Linked DNA regions of Mus musculus: region 1 is linked to region 2. A link is a loop called in an ENCODE intact Hi-C map of the cell type or tissue named here. Cell type or tissue: left cerebral cortex. All regions are shown on one strand. Links, peaks and the distances in the headings refer to the core of each region. The heading gives the core; the rest is flanking DNA. Region 1 holds the start of Defb12 (defensin beta 12). Region 2 overlaps Gm40464 (a long non-coding RNA gene).

Region 1 (5,380 bases), core at 156-5,155, 160 kb after region 2:
CCAAAGACCATTGGTCGTTGGGTTCAGATCCTCTCTCGACAGCAGAAGAAGTTCAGCTTGCACCAGCCCGCAATCTTCTCACTCTCTATGCATGTTCTCCTGCATTTTCCCCGGCCGAGCCTGCATGTCTCGCACACAGCAATCTCCCCTGTGCCAGGAAAGAGCTGCTGAGATGGTTGTTGGAACCTTGTGGGAATGGGAAGAATATCTAAGGCCTCCTGACAGGCAGGGTTTGCGTGTATGGCCAGCAGTGTTTTTTAGAATTAGACCAGAGATGTTGGGGATAGCTCAGTTGGCAAAGTGTTTCTTGGGTCAGCATGGGACCCTGAGTCTGATCCTCCGTGCCCAGGTAAAAAGCCAGGCACTTGTGTCACTCACGGTCCTCAGCTGGGGAAGCAGGGACAGCTGACTCTCAGTGGTCAGCCTAGCCGAGTTTGTGGTAGATTCTGTCTCACAAAACAAGGTGAATGAATGGCTTCTGAGGAATGACATTTATAAGTTTGACCTCTGGCTTTTACACATGAATGAACACACACAGACATAAACACACACAGACATGCACACACACACACTCACACACTCACACTGTAAGAAGAGCACTACCCCATAGCATCTGATTACCACAGACAGTGTGGAGCTGAAAAGAGTTAAACACAACAGGTAACCATCACCCGTGTCCCCCAGGTGTTTATTGTCTTTCACAGGTCTGATGCAAGTGACAGCAACATCTATTCTTCAGAACTTTTAAAATGCATGTCTGCACTGTTGAAAATTTACTAGTTAGCCTTTGCTTTCAAATCCTCGAAGCTGGAATGAAGAATTTAATCTCAATACTTGTTTGGCTCTAGTACCAGCTGCTTAATATACCTAGCCCCCTTCACTGGGGGATATAATAGAAATACCTGTGCACATTTTTAATTTGCTGAGTGGTGAAATGATTCTATGATAATGTTTGTATGATATTTACTTCTAATGGTGCTTTAATAATTAAGTGGCACAATCTATGTGTATTTGTTAAGGGTTGGAGAAATTAATTCTTCATGAGTTCCATAGTTCTCATGCTACTTAGTTACTTATATATTTTTATTATCATCATTATGCTGATGTGTGTATGTGTGAGAAAAAGAGAGAGGTGTATTGTGTTGGACACATGCATGTGTGTGCAGGTTCATGCACCCATGTATGTGCACACAAAACATCAAGAAAAAGGCTTTGAACATCTTCTTCTGTCACTGTCAGCTTTGAAGCAGGGCCTCTCTTTGACCCTTAGCTCATTTTTCCTAGCTGTTATGGATCCCAGTGACCCACCTAGCTCTGCCCTTGAACCTCCTAGCTCTGCAACCATTGTCCTGGGGTCACAGGCTCAAGCAACACTGGTGTGTGCTGGAGTCCAGACTTGGGTCCTCATAGTTGCACAGCAAGCACTTTTAACCTTTAACTTTTAGTCACTTCTTCAGCCCTCCAAGGATATTTCAATATTTCTTTGAATTTTGTTTGCATTGTGCTGTCTTCCCATGTAAGAGAACCTCTGGTGCACACCCAAAGCTTTCAACTAACCGTTATAAACAATCTCTAATGAGGGTGGCGCCTCATCTGCACCATTCTATGTGATCTTCCTCATCTGGCAGATGCCCTCAAGCAGACCTCGTTCAAGTTAGGAGAAGGAGAAAATACAGATAAAGATGTAATTTACCTCCTGGAAATGACTGGGAATACTCAAGTCCTGCCCAGGACCCTAAATTTAAAACAAAATGCATTTTAGAAAAGAATATTAAAGCAAGAAACAACACTTTATAAAATTTCTCCTACATGTTACATGGCTTTCGAGGGACTACTGATGTTATGGTTGCTGTTATTTATTGGGTTTCTCAAGACCAGCACTCCTGGAAGCCAGAAAGACCAGTGTACTAAACAATACAATGTAAATTAAAGCTCTGTTCATCTGGCTCTTAGGAAACATGAGTGGAGATCCAAGAAATCTCTGGGGAGAGGAGAGTTACTCTCAGTTTCAGGGTGGTGCATGAAAGAGTCATTGGGTTTCATGATCTACCCACTGCACCCCCCCCCCCATCAAAATCCCATCAACTTTGATTTACCTGATGGCAGTTCAACTACAATGAAGAACAAAGCAAAACCAAAATAGAACACCTCTCTGCTCAGAGCCATGTTTGAGGGGAGATTCTTCATCACAGAGAATCGGGGTTTCTTTGAGGAGACAAGAAAACATTTATATTGGAAAGTAGTGGGCTATGTTCTAGGTCAGTGAAGTGAATCAATGAAGAAAGCACGATTACATGCTCCATTTGCCAGGATCAAGAGCTGGGGCAGTGGGTAATAACCTTGAGCCTGCAAAGCCTTACTTCTCCATGCCTAACCAGCTTGTAGAATGGAGTGGACATTGGTTCAAGACTTGGAGAATTCAGGGCTGTGCCCACTTCTACTGCAGGAATCTAAGGGAGAGAATCCTGATAGGTCTCCATGACTTCTCAAGGAACAAAGCACAAGTATTGCCTTTGTAGCTTGTCCTGGGGATCCAGTATGATTTCAACTCAGGAGCACTTTGAATGCTCTCAGTGCTTCCAGAGCTATTGTGGGGACTGGAAGGCCATCCACAGATGTGCACACTGACTCTCCTCATTCTCACAGCTGGATTTATAAATTGTTCAGCAGAACGTGAGGAGTAACTGACCTTTTGCTATGGTAGCTTTGAATCCTGTGCCTGTCAGACATCTCATCACAGACCAGTTATAATCACAATATCCTTTAATAATGAAAACCATGGGCATCAAAAGGAATATTCATGTCAACTCCCAAACTGTGTCCTGCTTATTGCCACCTTGATGCTTATAGTTACATGATGTTCTGGTTTTCAGTCTTGGAGACAAAGGCAGGCTTGGTGTCACAGACTTGTAACTCAGCTACTCCAGAGACTGAGGCAGAAGCATCACAAGCTAAAGGCCTGTTTGGGCTACATAGTGAGGTCAGTGAATTCAAAGGCAGCCTGTGCAATTTGGTGATACTTGAATCTAAAATAAGTAAAAAGGGGCTGGGATGTAGCTCAGTAGAAAAGTGTTTGCCTGCCACACACACAGCCTACATTCAATTCTCAGTGCCCTCCTCTCATTCTCTCTCACATATACATGAAAATGTAGACTATGTAGTTAGACAGATACCTACTAAGTAGACCGCCTTGGATAGGTTAACAATTTTTGAAACCTTAGCCTCTTTATCCTTAAAATTGCGTTATATTGTTAATATCAGCCTCATTGGGCATTTGAGTGCATTGTACATGGCATAGAAGTGTTTATCAGAATGTCTGATTATCATCATCAACATCACATTTATATTTCTATATAACATTGAACAACCACTCCGCAAAGTGATCATAGCAATCTGACTCCTTTTTTTTAATTAGTTATTTTCTTTATTTACATTTCAAATGCTATCCTCTTTCCTAGTTTCAGTTTCCCCTCCAAAAATCCCCTATCCCCTCCCCTCTGCCCTTGCTCCCCAACCCACTCACTCCCATTCCTGGACCTGGCATTCCCCTATACTGGGGCATAGAACCTTCACAGGACCTAGGGCCTCTCCTCCCATTGATGACCAACTAGGCCATCCTCTGCTACATATGCAGCTAGAGCCACGAGTCCCACTATGTGTTTTCTTTGATTGGTGGTTATCCCGTCCCGTGGGATTCAGTTATTCGTGGGTGCGAGGGGGACCGCGAACCTGGAAGGAGATGGGAATAAAAGAAAGAAAGTAGGAGACCAGGAAGGGTACCTATCGAGGTCTCGTTTATTAGGCTGAGGTGCCTTCTTTTTAAAGCATACATCGCGGGGAATATGGGAGGGGTCGAGGGAGAATTATACAAAGAACAAAGAAGTGGGCATCTGCTGACATGGGGGCTGAAGTCAGGCGCCAGGCAGCGGGCACTCTGGATCTTATCTCTGGAACATCGATCCTCCTTGACAGCCTTGGGGGTCAGGCTAGGCTCAGGCGTAACTCATGTCCTTGGATGGCATGGGAACTCAGGAAGAGATAGGGGAGAGGGGACTATAATTCAGCTTTTACAGCCTCAGGTGCCAGGAAAGGAATAGGGAGGAAAGGGGGGTGACAACCAGTTCTCAGTACAAGGCCATTTGGCCTGCTAGGGAGATTGTGAAGGGCTCACTTTCTCACGGGATGGTCTCTGACATCTCCCCCTTCTGAATTAAATTAAATAAGGCCACACTTAACTGAGGTGATCAACTAATCTTTTTCATCTTTAGATGAGCGGGCATTACCATGGCTGGGGGGACATTGACCCGATTCCTCCCGTGGGTGCTGTCACAGACCCACACTTGTGGCTCTTGGTATCTTTTGGGGAGGTGAGGCAGAGCCTTTGAAAAAATTATTAATTGTAACTGAAATTAGATACCAACCTCTTCCTAACCGGGTTTGCCTCTCAGGGAACTCAGAAATGGTCTATTTGGACCTTCCCCTGCAATACTTAGTTTGCACCCATGCTGGGCCCATACTGGATTTGTATTTATTACGAATCAGCATGCACAATTCTGAGTTTTGTGCAGCTCCCGTAGGAGAATTATCAACCTCAGACTCAGTAAGGCCTCTGTAAGCATGCCAATTGTAATACCACAATTTGTGGCTCTTAAGCTATGACAAGAGCTGGAGGTCACCCTTCCTTGTCCCTATTGTCTCCAAAACCTAAGGAACCAAGGGGACTCTGCATTAGCAGCAAGGGTGGAAAATTGGAGACGAGTCTTTGTTTTTGCCTCGGTGGGAGGAGGATCTTCTTCATCTGAGTCCCGGATATCTAGCTGATGGTAGTGGACTGCAACCTGCTTACTTAAAGCAGCTTCAATCTGCAACTTAACAAAACTGGTTAATTTTTTAAAGGCCCAGGGGCCAAAAGACAAAAGCAGCAGAACACCCAAGAAAGGTCCCAAGAGTGTGGGAAGCAAGGTAGTGACCCAAGGAGAAGTAGAAAACCAATTTTTATACCAAAATTCTTGTTTCTCTTTGTTGTTTTCTCTCTTTTAAACTAGCTCTAACTTTCTCTATATTATCTTGAACTAAGCCAGTCTTGTCAAAGTAAAGACAACATTCTTCTAATACCTGAAATTTCTGTCTTTGTAGCCTTAATATGTTATATCCTGTCTTATTGTAGACCACTACTTCTAAGATATTAACCTTTGCCTCTAATTTTTTATCTTACAATAAGTTGCTAATATTTTATGCATATCATTAACAAAATGATCAGTATGCAGCTGTTGATCTAAAGCTGTGGTAGATATTGAAGTTAAAATTGCAACTAAAGCAGTAAATCTAAAAATTGCTCATTTGACCTTTTCCAAGTTTGTATTTCCGGATTTTTTAAACT
Region 2 (5,380 bases), core at 159-5,158:
GTCAGATTTGCATGCTGTCCCAGCCTCCTAACGGCTGTAAGACACAATGGGTTTGTTCTGAAGCGAAATGGGTTAGTCACTGGGTGGTCATAGTCAGCGGGTTTGCTCAAAACAGAGTCCACTTAACTACTAGTCAGAGTGGTGTATGTGTGTATGTGTATCATGGGAGGAGGAATTTGAAAAGCTGATTGGGACTTTTGAAAAATTTCAGTTGTGTGTCCAGAAAAGGGAAAGGAAACACGCCTAAAATGGCATCTGAGCCTTTAATAGCCGCTTTGCTTTCAGACCTTTCTCCCAGGTATCCTTGAGGGGTTAATCCAGATCCCCCAAAGCCAGAAGTAAACCTTCCCACGGAAAGTCTTTCTGGGAGATGGGAAAGCATCACCCTGACATTTGTTTCGATGTAGAGGTTACACAGGACTGTGGACGTGGGGACAAAGATTGTTCTGAATCGTCCATGCCCAGCGGAAAAATGTTTTATAACCCTTGAGCAGGCGTGGCAGGAAATTACTAAGTAGAGGTCAGGCCTACAGCGATTCTGCCCCATAGAATTCTTGCGAAGGAATAAGAATACACAAATTAGGACTGGAAATAAATGCTGTTCATGATTAGTGATGGGTGGGGAACATTTCAATACATTTCTCAACATTTTTAGCCTTAAAACATCCCACCACACTCCCCATCCAAATTCCTAGGTGTACGGTTTGAGAAATAAAAACATATTCTATATTTCATTTGTTAAAAACAGTCCAAGGCAGGCAAGGTGGGGGATCAGGACGTTGGCTGCCTCTCTGGTCTGTCTTGTGTGCTGTGTCCAGTGTGGAGGGACATGGCCCCCCAGGTTCAGAATCCTATAAATGGAGATCGCAGAAGGGTCAGCTGGAAGACACAACTGGGGATTCCAGCTGGGATATTCTATCTGATTCTATTCTATTTGATTGGCTGTGTGGCAAAGGTGGTTGGTTCATAATCACACCTCCTGTGCCACCAGCCTCCCTTCTCTCTACCTTTCTTTTCTTCACAGCACTTATCCAGTTACGTTTCCTCCTTGGCTAATGTGTTATCTTTTACCAGTCTGCTATGGCAGGAGGTGAGGTGCCTTCATTAGACTAATGACACTGTCTCTAGACCTGACTCAGGGGAGGCTCTTGTGAGACAGACTTCCTGGAGAGACAAAACATGACAGATAAAAGCAATGGCTGCACCCTTGTCCAGCTTGGTGAACCAATGAGTATTTACTGTGGTGACTAACTGGAGTGGGGGACTCATTACTTACAAGGAGCAGGGATGTCTCAAAAGCAGCGGCAACATCAGAGAGATCACCCTGACATGGGTTTAGATTTCTCCTGCAGGCTCCACATGGCATTAGACCAGAAATGCTGGTATTCTCTATCCTTCAAGCTGACTGGGGAAATCTCGCCTGGGTAAGGTAGATGCGTTGAGAGATCCTTTATAGTCTCAAGATTCCCACTCTTGGTAAGTCCCAGGCCCTGGCTGATATGGCCCGATTAGATTGTTGGTGGCCTCTCTGGAGAATAATCCAGCTTCCCAGAGAAGACTTCCCTAGGGTAGGTAGAACTTCTTACGCACAGGATGTGTCTGTGCTCAGGACTAAAACGGGTCCTAGAATGAGCTAGGAGCTGCCTGTGATAGGCCATCCATCTCCTTGTTTCCCACAGGACTGCTTGTAACTCTGAAGGTTGCTGATTCAGGCCTCCCAAGCAGGGTATGTCCTCCTGCTGACCCCTCAGGCACAGGACCAGCTCTTCTCTGTTCCCTTTAAATCCTGCATCCCTACCTCTCCTGTGTATTTAGTTGGTGCGGAGACTTTCCTGCCATCATAAAGGTCAGGGGAAGAAGGCCATTGTAAGTGTTGGCAAGAGATGGTAGTGAATCCTTATGGTTCCCACAGGGCCCAGAGCAGAGGGAAAGGGGGAGGGGGAGGGGGAGAGGGAGAGGGGGAGGTAGAGGTAGGTGGAGGAAAAGAGGGGGAGGGGGAGGGGGAGGGGGAGAGGGAGGTAGAGGTAGGTGGAGGAAAAGAGGGGGAGGGGGAGGGGGAGGGGGAGAGGGAGAGGGGAGGTAGAGGTAGGTGGAGGAAAAGAGGGGGAGGGGGAGGGGGAGGGGGAAGGGGAGGGGGAGAGATCTCACTTGGTATGATATGAACGTGGCCTCTCTGTGAGAAGACCTTCCTGTAAGCTAGAAATACTTTCAGCACAGGTGAGTTCTTTATGTGCTGATAAAACATGGGAAGTGGAAGATGCCAGAATCTGCCTGTGAATAAGCCCTATGTATGACAGGCTCTTACCCATGTGTCTCAGGGGACAGCTCACAGATTCGGAGGGTTGCCACTTTAAGCCATCGAGCTAGGATGTGCTCTCCTGGTGTTCCTTCATATCTAGGACTGTTAGTCATTTCCCTAGAACCGTCAGTCATTCTCCTGGAGCCTTGTACCCCTGGCTTTGACAGGTGTCTCAGCTTCTGTGGGACCTGGGTGACCTGGGAGAAGAGTAGCCGAACAGCAGGATCAGATAGTATCGGAATCTATCATTTCTACCACGTCTAGGACGCAGATATGAGGTGCCTGTTGGACAGTGGTGTTCCAAAGCCCTGTGTTGGCTGTATTCATATGGATCAGGAATGCACAGTTTTATAGCTGTGCATGATATCATATGATATTGCAATGCAGAGTGAAGTCCTCAGAAGCAGCCCTCTGTCCCCTGATGAGTCTCCAATCCTGTGGGCAGCATGTCTTTACGGTTAGATTTGCTTTTATCCTGGATACTCCAGGTCAGTATCTCCTTCCAGACCTGTTATGTTTCCAAGTCTGGGGTGTTTGTGTAATTCTGGCAAGGATTCCCACAATAGGGCCCCTCCTGCTCCAGGGGAAAGAACATGACTGTGGAGGGTCAGCCATCAGCCAGTTTCTGTGTGCGTTCAGGCCTGTGCTGCACAGGGCTGTATAACTTTCTTCCAGTAGGGGTCTCAGCAGCTTCATTTTTGCAAACAGACTTGTAATCCTTGAATGGTTTCAGCTCAGAACGCAAACACCCAGCATGGCCAGCAGAGGGCAGCCGCGCATCCCATTCAGAACTGTAACTATAGTTGGTCATTCCGTTAGTCACCACAGGTTCTCGACGATTCCACGTATTCCCCCTACTTGAAAATAATATTTAAATCTATCATTTGAGAAGTCCATCGTGTATGCGGTGCGTTTTCATCTATCCATTCCTATTCTATCTAACTTCCCTTGGATGCTCTTTCCCATGTTCACCCCACATTCATGCATTTAAAACTCGTTAGAATTAGCCCACTAAGAGCAGTATGCACATGGGTTTTGGGTTACCTCTAAGGATAAGGACAAACCACCAGTGGCACATCCCCCAGATAAAAGCATGCTCCTATCTCAGCAGCCATCAATTACCCCAGCTCCTCGGTTAGGACTTGGCCCCTGGGACCTTTCCTTCCAGGCTCAACTTTTTACTAGGACGATCTTGTTCAGGCTGGGTGCAGGGAACAATAGCTGTTGTGGGCTCACAAGTGCTATGGCCCTGTCATGTCTGGAGCACAGCATTCCTTAGTGTCATCTCCATTCTTTGGCTTCCATGGTCTTTCCGCCCCTTTTCCGTAACAATCCTTGAGCTTTCTTTTTCCTCCCTCCCTCCCTCCCTCCCTCCCTCCCTTCCTTCCCTTTTTTTTTTCTGTGTAAAAGCGTTTTCCTTTGAGATACTCACAGTCTCCCATTTTCAATTTTGTTTTGTAGTTGGTGCTTTTGAGTTTAAGACAATGCGCTGGCTTTCTGTAAGCAGAAACATCTCTTTCTGTTTGCCTCTCCTCTAACAGGTTGAGGTTTATATTCGAGTATCTCACCCAACTTGATTTTGTATTAACATATGAATCCAGACAAGTACTGCGGGTCTGAAACCCAGTCTCTGGAGTTCATGCTGTGATTGGCTGAATTACAATGTAAAGTTTTGACTCTAGTAACACGAGGGTACTAACTAGGAATCAGTAGGGTTCTAATGTGTGGCTGATAGGCAGGGGAAATGTCTTATAACGACCCCAGTGAAGCTTACAAATACCTTCTGAGAGTTTCTGAACATTTAAAAGATTTAGGGGACATTGGTTTCTTAAGTTTCTGCCAGGAGAACCAGCATAATACATGCATCTGAAAATGTGAACTCTCTTTGCCTAAGGAGTTGCTAATCACCATTCTGCAGCAGGTGCCAGGCAGGCTTTGAGTTTCTTGGGGACATTCCTACCAGATACCTATCAATATTGGACTCCCATCAGTCTCCTCAAAGCGAGACACACAGTGTGACCAACTAAGAGGTGAAGAGTCCTCTAAAGAGCTGATTTAATTTCCTAGCAAATAGAAAGGTAAACTGGGAGCAGCGTGTGGGAGTGGGTCTTATGTACACGGGGCAATGGAAATAAAACAAGAACCCCAGTTCGAGCAGGTCATAATTAACAATATTGGCCTAGTTTCCACCCATTCTCCTTTTGATATTGTATCTCAGTGAGGTAGTCCCTGCATTTCTGTGCTTAGTTGTTTGGACGACACATGGAGTGTTGGCTCTATGTGCCCACTATTGCAAGTGAAACTGTCATCTCCCTTGGTTGACATGGGGGTTAGGGCACCGAAGCCTAGAGTTACTGGAATGTGATAGTGACTATCACACTCACTTCTCATATCTTTCTACCTCGTTCTTCCAGGAAGTGTCCCCAGATGGTCCTTTTATAAATGCAGGGGAGACACTACCCTATCAGCATCTTTGGAGAGCACAGCAGTGGTCTTTGTAAGTCACATCTTACGCAGAGGACTGTGGCCACTGACATCTGTAGCCAAAATGAGATGGGTGAGCATTTGGATCTCATGGCCATGGGGCCTTGTGTCAGTGTGGAGCTTTCATAGGTGAGGTAGATGTGGTGACTGGGGTTGGGCCTAAGTAAGCCTGAAGTTACATGCCAGTCATAGGCAGAAGTAGCCTATTCCCACATTACTGTTTCCACACTATCAGCTTCCATTTCTTCTTTCCCAGAGTAGGGTAATCCAGGCTTGTTGAATTGCCCATAATACATAGTGACAGCATCTTTGATCAATGGTGATCGATCCTTCACTGAGCAGCCATTGCTGACTTATTTCAAATGCTGCAAAATACCCACACTTTTTAGAACAGAATTGAAATTCACAAAGAACTCATTTTAGCCACAAGAAGGTGTATTTCAAAGAATGGTTGGCTTTATTGAGAGGGTGATTGTGAGTGCTCTACATGGCCTTTTGAACCTTTCACATTATTTGCAGAACTGGCTTGTTCCTCTAAGACAAGGCACTAATTTGCTTTTGAAATGCATAGCATGGGTTGGGGTAATATTTTCCTCT

Evidence for each region. A loop is a pair of places that touch in the nucleus more often than their neighbours do. Peaks named below come from ENCODE experiments on the same cell type or tissue, not always from the same donor. Only the 100,000 strongest peaks of a DNase experiment are listed, where the experiment ranks them.
Region 1: a loop joins it to region 2, with 2.8 times the contacts of the local background. A loop is called at or near these places in 3 of 42 quality-filtered maps.

Annotation. Positions count from the first base shown.
Region 1 is chr8:19,112,634-19,118,013 of GRCm38, forward strand. It overlaps Defb12 (defensin beta 12), which reads right to left and starts at 2,200. Exons shown (of 3, transcript NM_152802.3): 1 at 2,097-2,200; 2 at 1,694-1,735; 3 at 1-148. The coding sequence starts at 2,187. The coding sequence ends at 24. In left cerebral cortex, for the core only: no CTCF peak of the experiment used is centred there; no DNase peak of the experiment used is centred there.
Region 2 is chr8:18,951,129-18,956,508 of GRCm38, forward strand. All of the region lies in intron 1 of Gm40464 (a long non-coding RNA gene), which reads left to right. Among named protein-coding and RNA genes, the nearest start is that of Xkr5, 2.8 kb to the left of the region's middle. In left cerebral cortex, for the core only: a CTCF peak has its summit at 3,033 (motif pointing right); a DNase peak (open chromatin) is centred at 3,028.